Linked DNA regions of Homo sapiens: region 2 is linked to region 1. Evidence: chromatin contacts called from ENCODE Hi-C or POLR2A ChIA-PET data. All regions are on one chromosome and are shown on one strand. Each heading gives the region's core, a stretch centred on a gene start or an enhancer-like site at or near the end of the contact. The rest is flanking DNA. Distances are from core to core; before and after follow the strand shown. Region 1 overlaps CPNE1 (copine 1). Region 2 overlaps PHF20 (PHD finger protein 20).

Region 1 (5,370 bases), core at 1,525-4,024:
GTCTTGGACCTACACAACTCCTACAGGATCTCTGTGATCTCCTTAGATCATGCCTGTTTTGACATAATCAAAAAAGAAATGTTCCCCTCAAATTTCAGTATTTCAGTTCCAAAGGCTTCTAAGAGCAAATTCAAGGGCAGCCCTTTGGAAAGTGACACAAACCGAATTATTGGGCCTGGGAAACATACTACTTTGAAATTAAGGTGGTCAATAACATAGGGTGTTTTCCAACCCATCTGAAAAGTCAACTTTTATTTATTTATTTATTTTGAGACAGAGTTTCACTCTTGTAGCCCAGGCTGCAGTGCAACGGCACGATCTCGGTTCACGGCAACCTCCACCTCCCAGGTTCAAGTAATTCTCCTGCCTCAGCCTCCCAAGTAGCTGGGATTACAGGCATGCGCCACCATGCCTGGCTAAGTGTTTGTATTTAGGAGAGATGGGATTTCACCTGACCTCAGGTGATCCACCCTCCTCAGTCTTCCAAAGTGCTGGGATTACAGGCGTGAGCCACTGCGCCCCACCTGAAAAGTCAACTTTTAAATATAAGCCCATAAAATCAGCTCATGACCCTCAGAAAGGTTATAAATTAATGAAGAGATTTGGTTTTATCACTTCTCAAGAATATTAGAAGGGGCAAGATTTTCTACTATAAGCTCTAAGAATTCTGTAACTTCATTGTCAAATATTATATAAATACTAATGCAACAAAATCTGTAATTATATCTCAATATTACAACTGCCGTATACAAACAAGAAACAAACTGCTTGGCTTTGACAGTTTTCTCACAGACACATACACAAAAATAAAAAGCCACCTTCAAATTTAATCCAGAAAAATGGACTAGCAAACAGAAAATGCTTTTTGTGAGGCCATTATAAAGCACTAGAAATTTGGGAAGTGTGGGGAAGCTTTTCATTTACAAACTTCAAGAGTCAACAAGAAAAATTAACGCTAAAAAACATCACACCAACAGTCTCTTTTCTCATTTACTATTTAGCAGCCTATAAGGAGGTTCATCAAGCAGTTTCCAAGTCATTAAATCAAATTCACATTCCTTGCTCAATCTAGAATATGTGGCTGTATGCAAAATGTGATAGCATTTCCTGTTCAACTTCAAAAAACGGTTAATCACTTTGTATAGGGGAAACATCATGGGCAATCCAGGTACTCAAAACAACTTGAGAGAGAGAGAGAGACTAGTTTGCACTGGGACAATCAAACAGAAACTTGATATAGTCCCAAGAACACAAAAATTAAACACAGGGCTAAAGTGACATACACAGTTAAGTCTTCAAGCCATTTTCTGTTAAGAGCAGGGATTTACTGAAAGTTTGTACAAGGTACACATGAGAATATGCTATTGAAAATCTGCCTCAGATTACCAGCTGGAAAGGGCTGAATATTAAACCAAAGTGGAATACAAGATTTATTCATAAAGCCATCTGATGAGAAAAATTGTTTCTAGCTTCCAAAAAATATGAAATAATATCCGCAGCCAGGTGCGGTGGCTCACACCTGTAACCCCAGCACTTTGGGAGGATGAGGTGGGTGGATCACCCGAGGTCAGGAGTTCAAGACCAGCCTGGCCAACAAGGTGAAACCCCGTCTCTACTAAAAACACAAAAAATTAGCTGGGCATGGTGGCAGGTGCCTGTAATCCCAGCTACTAGGGAGGCTGAGGCAGAAGAATCACTTGAACCCGGGAGGCAGAGATCACGCCACTGCACTCCAGCCTGGGCAACAAGAGCGAAACTCTGTCTCAAAAAGAAATAAATAAATAAAACAAATAAAAATTTAAAAAAAAATTTAAAAAAGTATCTGCTTTTCTGTTACTAAGTAACTGTTTGACAGCTAAGTCATTTCAACCTAACTTGGGCCTATCTTAGTTACTTAAACAAGAGGGTTAGATTCCACTTGCTAAGGTTCCATTTAAAGTCTAAAATTTGTACTCTAAAACATGTGACCCATTATCTATACTTAAACTCTTAGGAAATATAAATAAACATATCAATAACAAGCATCTGTATTTGTAATTAGTCTAAAATGCTACTAAGGAATAAAACTTACTGCCTATCAGGAAAATCACAAGATAAATAGATCCATATAAATGAAATTGACCCCCAAAGGAACAACTGTTCAAAGCACCCATCTACCCCACCCCTATCCCTCAGATAAACTTGTAAAAAACCACACCGGCCTGGGTGGCGGCTCATGCCTGTAATCCCAGCACTTTGGGAGGCTAAGGCAGGTGGATCACAAGGTCAGGAGTTCAAGACCAGCCTGGCCAAGAGGATAAAACCCCATCTCTACTAAAAATACAAAAAAATTAGCCGGGTATGGTGGCAGGCGCCTGTAATCCCAGCTATTCGGGAGGCTGAGGCAGAGAAGTGCTTGAACCCGGGAGGCGGAGGTTGCAGTGAGCCGAGATGGCACCACTGCACTCCAGCCTGGGCAACAGAGTCTAGCCTGGGCAACTGAGCAAGACTCCGTCTCAAAACAAAAAACAAGCAAACAAAAACACACACACACACACACACACACACACACACACACAATATAGTTGCTACATATATTTTCATATTTCTTAATAAGCTATCTCATTTTATTTTGTATAAAAACGAACTCTCTATTCAAAATCTCTTACCTGATAAAACAAGAGATGAATTTCCTTAACAAGAAGTAGAGGCCAAGTCAATCCTGTGGGCAACCAATTAAAACCAACTTTTAGACTGCAATAGAGAATAAACGGAGGCAAAAATCAATGCAGGAAACACAAAACAACACGCACAGGCCACACTGTACATTACGAAGGCGAGTCTGAAACCACCAGAGTACTTCATTAGAATGCATATCAAAAAAAAAAAAAAAAAGAAAGACACCGTAACAAAATCCCACACATGCTTTTTAGTTGGTATTGCTTTCAAATTTGAGTATCTCAAAATAATTATATATTTACAAGAGTGTCATTAACTTAGCCCAATAACGAATCCACTGAAAATTAAAACAGTCATAAAGCTCAGCTTCACAGCTAATTGCTTTGATCACTTTATAATTAAACCAGTCCAGAAAACTCCGTAACACAAGTCTATTTCCCCAGGTTCTCACCAAATTTGTGATGAAAAGGCACAAGTTCGCACAATAACAATTCTTGGACAACTTAAGATAGCAATTCAAGGGTACTCATGGAAATTACTGCAATTATTCTTTCAATATATTTTATTTTGCACAAAATAGCATCCAACATCACAAAACAAATGAAGTATGAGTTCTTGCTATAAGGACTAATTCCACTGGAGCTCAAAATATTAACAAAATATTAAGGGAAAGTGTTTTTTCCTCTGACATCACAACAGTTCTCAAAAACTTGTAAAATTTAAATAAATAAAATAAAATAAAATTTAAAAACACCCTAAAAATGCCTGACATATTAAGAGTATATCCCAAAATAAAAACAGGTCACTCATCTTTCACTGTCATTTCTTCCAAACTGGTGAGGTTATTAACAAGTCACAAGCATATATGACCAAATGTCTAGACAACTATATTCAAAGGTCATTTTTTGCTTTTTATTTTTTTTCAAAGGTCATGTTTTAATTCGGAGAGAGAAGAAATTTGCCACTGTTCAGTATTAAGATTACCTACGACTACTTTTCCAAATGATGCTCATCTTAAATTAGTATCTTCCAAGACCAAAATACAACTAATGACCTTAATATTCATCGCCAAAAAGTAAAACATATTTCAAAAATCTGTGTGATTTTCTAAAGGACAAACTATTCATCGTCTAGTCAACTACTCAAGTTGCTAAAGAATAGTGAGATGGTTTTACCACAAAAAGCTATGCAAATATGTAATCAACACAATCAAAAGTCTAGAGCATTGTATTAATCTTTTACATGTTGTAGAAATCTAGCCTCTTTTTTTTTTCTTTTTTTGAGACAGGGTATCGCTCTGTCGCCCAGGCTAGAGTGCAGTGGCGCGATCTAGGCTCATTAGGCTCATTGCAACCTCCGCCTCCCTGGGTTCAAGCTATTCTCATGCCTCAGCCTCTGGAGTAGCTGGGACTGACTACAGGCTTGCGCCACCACCCGCAGCTTATTTTTGTATTTTTAGTAGAGACAGGGGTTTCATTATGTTACCCAGGCTGGTCTCTTAACTCCTCACCTCAAGTGATCCACCCGCCTCAGCCTCCCAAAGTGCTGAGATTACAGGTGTGAGCCACCACGCCTGGCCTAGCCTAACTAAGTCTAAGGAGTTTAAAAATTCTTCATTTGAAAGCCATATCTAGTAGTTTAACAGGTCACAAAGGAAAATGTGAAACAGAAAAAAACCTGCTTCAAGTAAAGCAATGAGCAAGAGCATGAAGTACTGTAATATTTATGTACAGGTTTGACTCCAGCAGCCACATAACAGGGTAACTTTCTAGTTTCTAGAACTTGTAATAAACATCTGATCCCTACTGGAGATTCCAATTCAAAAGGTCAGGTATGGGGCCAGGGCATATGCCTGAATATAAGGTAAGAAGGTTCCTCTCAGCCTCTTCCCTTGCAAACTCAAAAGATACCGTATGTCTATCTTGAGAAGGACATATCTGGGGTCAGCCAGTTAAGCTCAAAGGGAACTCACCAGGTCTACTCTCAAAAATTTCTAAAAGGTTACCAGAAATTACCTTTAAAAGGAAGATATTTCTCATTCCACAAGGCAAGGCTGAAAGGCCCAGCTGAATTTGACAAATGCCTAGTTCAAGTTTTATGTGTACAACTTAAAGCACAAAATCAATCCAGATAGAAATTTATGATTCTCTTCTATTTCAGCAAAGAGGAATACCCACCCCACCCCATACCAAGGAAAACCATGCAGAAAGTTGATGCTACAAGTCAGAACTTCACAACCCTTGGTATTATACCTCTTCAAAAGGGAAAGGTAAATGGAAATAGAACTGAAATACTTCTGTGTTGACACCTCACTTTGTAAAAACCACAAGAATTTAACATAAGTGTCACTGTTTTCCAGGAAACTACTATTCCTGTATTCTAAATGTCAGCTAGCGACTGAATGCAGGATTTCAAAAATCCACGCCATTTACCTAAAGCTTTGCTGAACTTTAGAAGGATAAGACTAAAATAATAACTAAACAATAAAACATCTAAAATACATATTCTATCTATACATACAGCATAATGATAGGAAAGGAGAAAATGGGCCTGATTTGTCATTAAAGCCACTGATATACTTCAGAAGATCTAAAACAAGAAGCTGGCTTTAGTATGTTTTCCATTCATATTATCAGGAATTAGTCCTAACATAAAGGCTTGCTTCAACTTGACAAAATACCGGATGCATGCACAAATCACAAGTATCTGCTA
Region 2 (5,370 bases), core at 1,695-4,194, 250 kb after region 1:
TTTTTGTATTTTTAGTACAGATGGGGTTTTGCCATGTTGTCCAGGCTGGTCTTGAACTCCTGGCCTCAAGTGGTCCCGAACTTGGGTTCTCATGGATTTCTCTGATGGAGATTCCTGGGGCTTCCAGCAAAACCACTGGGACTCGAAAGTACCCTGCAGAGATTTCTTGGCTTTGGACTCCTCAATATCTGGGTTGGTAAGGTTGGGCAGAAGTAGTAGTTCTGGTCTGAGAGTCCGTAGACTGATCTTAGTAGCAACCTGCCACTGTTCCCTTTGTGATCTCAGGCAGGTCTCTTCACAGATCTGATTTCTTTTCTCCTTCCTTCCTTCCTTCCTTCCTTCCTTCCTTCCTTTCTTTTCTTTCTTTCTCTTTCTTTTTTTTTGTTTGTTTGAGATGAAGTTTCACTCTTGTTGCCCAGGCTGGAGTGCAATAGTGCGATCTTGGCTCACCACAACCTCCGCCTCCCGGATTCAAATGATTCTCCTGCCTCAGCCTCCCGAGTAGCTGGGATTACAGGCGTGCACCACCATGCCTGGCTAATTTTGTATTTTTAGTAGAGACTGGGCTTCTCCGTGTTGGTCAGGCTGGTCTCAAACTCCCGACCTCAGATGATCTGCCTGCCTTGGCCTCCCAAAGTGCTGGGATTACAGAGATGAGCCACCGTGCCTGGCTGATCTCCTCATTTCTAAAGTGATGATGTAGAGCTAGGTATGCATGAGACCAGGCCCTTTCATGTGGGGAGAAAAGCTCATAAACAACGTGAGAAAGCTAAGTTCTGTGTTAGGAACATGTAAAGTGCTGTGGGAACACAGATTCAGATTTTGCCTGTAGGGTAGGAGCTGGACTGTTGAGAGGAGAAGGTGACATTTGAGTTAGGCCTTGCTGTGAATTGAATTGTGTCCTGCCTTCCTCCCTAAAATTCATCTGTTGAAGTCCTAACCCTCAGTGTGATGGTATTTGGCAATAATTAAGTTTAAATGATGTCATGAGGTTGGGGCCTTCATGATGGGATTAGTGGCATTATAGGAAGAGATCAGAGCTCCCCCTATCCCCCCATGTGAGGATGTAGCAAGAAGATGGCCATCTGCAAACTGGGAAGAGGGGCCTCACTGGGAACCAAATAGTCTGGCACCTTGATCTTGTAGTTTCCAACCTCCAGAACTGTGAGAAAGAAATATCTGTTGTTTAAGCCACATATAACATAATGTTTTGTTATAACAGCCTGAGCAGACTAACCCACGCCTTAAGGAGTGAGGCTAGATAGGAATTGGACCAGAAGCCGGGAAGAGGAAAAGCATCCCTGTGCCAGGAATAGGCATAGCAAGGGTTCAGAGGCATCAAGGGGAATAAACCAATCATCTGTCCCTAAGGTGCCCCTTCTGATGCCAGCCTTCTGTAATCCTGTCACTCATATGGTTCTTCTGCTCTCAGCCAAGCCTTTAGTTGCAAAATGAATTTAGAAGGTCAGTTTAGATTTGCTTTTCCAAATGAGGTTTCTCAGTATACCAGAGTCACTTAATAAATTCTCTTCCAGTAGCCAGCTCAGGCTCCCTTGGGTTTCTTTCTACTTAGGTGAGTTCAGTCCTGAATACAGGTTAGGCTCAGAAAGAATTTTCTAGTGTCAAAGAGGGCCTCTCCTGTGCTTATTATTACTTATTGCTACATCTGTTTGAGTCGTGCTCTCACCCTGGGTAAACCTCAGTTTTAGGCCAAAGTGAGCCTTGGGGCACTGGAGTGGGCACCTCTTCATTGCCATCCACACCTTTTCTCATGGGACTACACTGGCCTTATCGCAGGAACATGTCCTCCTCCCCTTAAAACAAAAAGAGCAGTGTGAGCTTAATTAGAATATGGATTATAGTGCCATAACAGAGAGAACAACATAGCTGGCTAAAATCAGAGAAGTTTATTTCCCTCTCAGGATGAACTGCAAGTTACCCATGGTGGCTGTGCTCAGGCTCTGAAGGTCCCCGGGCCTTGCTTTCTCCCCATTGTTCCACCAGGCTCTAAAGGTCCCTGGGCCTTGCTTTCTCCCCGTTTTTCCACCAGGATCTGAAGGTCCCTGGGCCTTGCTTTCTCCCCGTTGTTCCACCAGGCTCTGAAGGTTCCTGGGCCTTGCTTTCTCCCCGTTGTTGCCCCAGGTGCTGCTCTTCTTTGGTGTCCAAAATGGCTCCCTGCCTTGCTTATCTTTCAGCTGCTGGGAAGGGAAGTGAAGGGAAAGTATGCTCCTTTCTTTTAAGGCACAACCCAGAAGTGCCACACATCACTTCTTGTATCCGATAGGCAGAACATCTGCCACCCCTCTCTCAAGGGAACATGGAACATGAACTCTTCCTATGGAAGAAGTGGAGAAATAGTGTTGGGAAGGGCACTGCAGCCTTTACCACATGAGCTAAGAAGAATGCAGGGCTTGAGGAGGGAGGGGTTATTGGAGGGCCATCCTGGGTTGGTATCTGGGTGGGACTCATGGTAGGGGACTGATAGGAGATGAGATTGGGAAGGTAGACATGGTGAAATGACAGTGGCAGACCCTGACTACCACTTCTCTGATAGGCAGAGAGAACCCCTCCAAGCCCATATCTGCTTCTGTCTGCCCTTGAGCTACCACCCCCTTGTGCAGATCAGAACATGCTCTGGTCAGTGCTTGTCCCAGCCTCGTGGCTGAGCTCTGTGGTGTACAAGCAGTTACCCCATAGGTGGTGGTGATGCTATTCTTTTCCCTCCTGGAAGCGGCGGTCTGATGACAGTTGTCCCTCTGCTCTCATAAATCAGTGACTGGATGGAATACTCAAGAGTCAGCTGTATGGAGGAGCAAGAGGGCCTCTGGTATTTCTCCTGATGGACACCTGCAGCTTGGGGAGAGGACAAGTGGCCATCCTGGAGGAAAGCCTCACCCTGCTTAGGTGACAAGCTGCTCTCTGATCCAGAGCCTGGCAGGAAGTCACTCTTTGTCCAACCTAGTCAGGGCAGCCGGGAGGAAGCTCCACAGCCAGTACATGCTCTGTGGGTCATGGAACAATTGGTAAAGCTGTCCAGAGAGAGAGTTGACAGCAGACCAGCGACCAGCACTGCTTTCCAGGGAAAGAATATTGCAAGCAAGATAATAACAGCTGACATTTGAGTACTTCATGTGCTGGGCGCTGTTCCAAGTTCGTTACTTGTATTGTCTTATTTAGTTATCAGAACAAACCCTCTGAGGTGGGTGCTGTTATGCCTAATTTATGCAGTTATTCCACTGTGGTCTCAGAGTGTGGTTGATATGATTTCAATGATTTGAATTCACTGATACTTGGTTTATGGCCAAGCATGTGGTCAATTTTAGATTATTTGCCATTTGCAGATGGGTGGAATGTATAGTTTGTCATTGCTGGATTTAAGTCCAGTATTTCTTTGTTTTTTGCCTCGATGATCTTTCTAATGCTGTGTCAGAGGGGTGTTGAAGTCCCCCACTAAAATTATGTGACTAAGTCTTTCTTTAGGTCTGGAAGTACTTGTTTTAAGAATTTGGATGCTCTAATGTTGGCATATTAGGCATCTATAATGCCTAATTTATAGATTAGAAACTAAGGTGCAGATGAGATGGATTAATTTGAACCAATATTTACAGCTCTAGCAGGTGGTGGAGCCATGATTTGAATCTGTTGTGAAGCCCATACTCTCACTTTGAGGCTCTGCTGTCTTTTATGATTCCAGGGAAGAGTGCCTGTCCCAGGCCCTGGAGTGGGAGATAGGAGTGCCTCCCTGCAGGAGACTTCCTGTGCACCTGGCAGTCTGGGGATTTCTGCCTGTTGTCACCTTGTCTACTCCTGTTCCTCAGGGACTCACCTGCCTTAGCTCAGTCCTTGCTGGGCAATTCTCTGTGTCTTTTCTAGGGCCTGCAAGTTCTGCCACTGGAGTTTACAAATGACCACTATCTTTAGCCAGATAACCAGGTATGCCCTAGCATTGGGCAGTTTTCCTCTACATCTTGCCCTCTCTGTCTCAAGGATTTAGGACCTAGATTATGTTGCTGCTTCAGGCAGTTCTGCTGCTGACAAGATAAATTCTGTTAGCATTTCACTAAGCTGATGGGTATAATTACTTTAGTTGGAGGTCACTAAAACCTGAATTTACAAATAAAAACTGGATCAGGGAGCAGTCTGTGTGTGTGTTGTGGAGGAGTGTGGGTGAAGGTACAACAGATAATATCCCTCCTTTGCTGAGATCCTTCCAGTGGCTCCCTAAATCACTCATAGTAAAAGCCAACTTCCTCACAGGGCCCTTCATCATGTTCTGCTGCTAGCCTCCATCTGCTTCTTTCCCTTACTCAACCTAATTCTAATTTCAGTTCCATTGGAGCCATACAGATCTCCTTGCTATTTCTTTATTTCAAATTCCAGTTATTCATTGCTGGCATATAGAAAAGCAATAGATTGTTGTATATTAACTTTGTGTCTTGTAACCTTGCTGTAAGTGCTGTTCTGGCAGTCTTTGTTTTGATCAATTCTTTGGGATATTCTACATAGACAGATCATCTGCAAACAAAGATAGTGTTATTTCTTCCATTTCAATCTGTAGAGCTTTTATTTCCTTTTCTGGCTTATTCCACTCGCTAAGATTTCCAGTAAAATGTTGAATAGGAGTAGAGAGAGAGGCACCTTGCTTTGTTCCTGATCTTAAGGGGAAAGCATCCAATTTCTTACCATTAAGTATGAAGTTGGCTGCAAAGAAGTTCTTTATCCAGTTGAGGAAATTCCCTCCTATTCATAGTTTGCTGCCCCATCAGCTTTTTAGGTTGGTGCAAAAGTAATTGTGGTTTTTGCTGTGACTTTCAGTGGCAAAAACAGCAATTCTTTTGCACCAACTGAATAGAATGTAGCTCTGTGAGGGACAGGGGGTGTTATCTGTCTTTGTTCATTGCAATATCCCTCCTCCCTAGAATGTGCCTGGAACATAGTATATGCATGGTATCTGTTGCCTAAATGAATTGAAACCATGGCTAATAATACGGTGGTAGTCAAACTGTGTAAAAATGAGTTTTGTTTTTATGTTTGGGGAAGACCCTGTTCTCAGGATCAATGAAAAGTAAAAATGACTGATAGCTTTTTTGAAATTCAGAAGGCATCTGACCATGTTTTGCCAGTCTGCTGTCTTTGGGCCTTGGGTTTTTGGTTTTAAAAATGAGTGCTTTTACAAATTGGTCTAAGTTCTCTCCAGCTTTCATGTTTGTTGACTTTCTTTCTAGTTGCAGGGTATTTTAAAAGTTAAGGAGCTCAAATACCCTTAAGTCCTATGTTCTCTAGCCAGTAGATCAACTCTGCCTATAGATTCCAGGCTTGCCAGCCAGTAGGCACAGCCCACTCTTCCTTTCTGATGGTTACCAAGTGCTA

What was found. A loop is a pair of places that touch in the nucleus more often than their neighbours do. ChIA-PET counts read pairs that join two places held with the same protein, here RNA polymerase II (POLR2A). Pooled maps may share reads with other maps.
Region 2: a pooled map shows a loop between it and region 1 (2.1-fold over the local background). The contact joins two enhancer-like sites. A Hi-C loop is called at or near these places in 1 of 37 single-sample maps with no recorded cell type and 5 of 50 pooled maps. POLR2A ChIA-PET finds 5 or more read pairs at or near these places in 7 of 52 experiments (GM10248, H1, MCF 10A and 4 more).

The regions. Positions count from the first base shown.
Region 1 is chr20:35,656,282-35,661,651 of GRCh38, forward strand. All of the region lies in intron 1 of CPNE1 (copine 1), which reads right to left. RBM12 (RNA binding motif protein 12) reads right to left here. Exons shown (of 3, transcript NM_006047.6): 2 at 2,649-2,733. Among named protein-coding and RNA genes, the nearest start is that of CPNE1, 5.9 kb to the right of the region's middle. Within about 2 kb of position 2,775, at least 3 of the 41 ENCODE cell types and tissues checked have a DNase peak (open chromatin) inside an H3K27ac peak, as active enhancers do.
Region 2 is chr20:35,904,452-35,909,821 of GRCh38, forward strand. The region is part of intron 10 of PHF20 (PHD finger protein 20); the gene reads left to right. Among named protein-coding and RNA genes, the nearest start is that of SCAND1, 47 kb to the right of the region's middle. RefSeq lists an enhancer at 2,172-2,672. Within about 2 kb of position 2,945, at least 4 of the 41 ENCODE cell types and tissues checked have a DNase peak (open chromatin) inside an H3K27ac peak, as active enhancers do.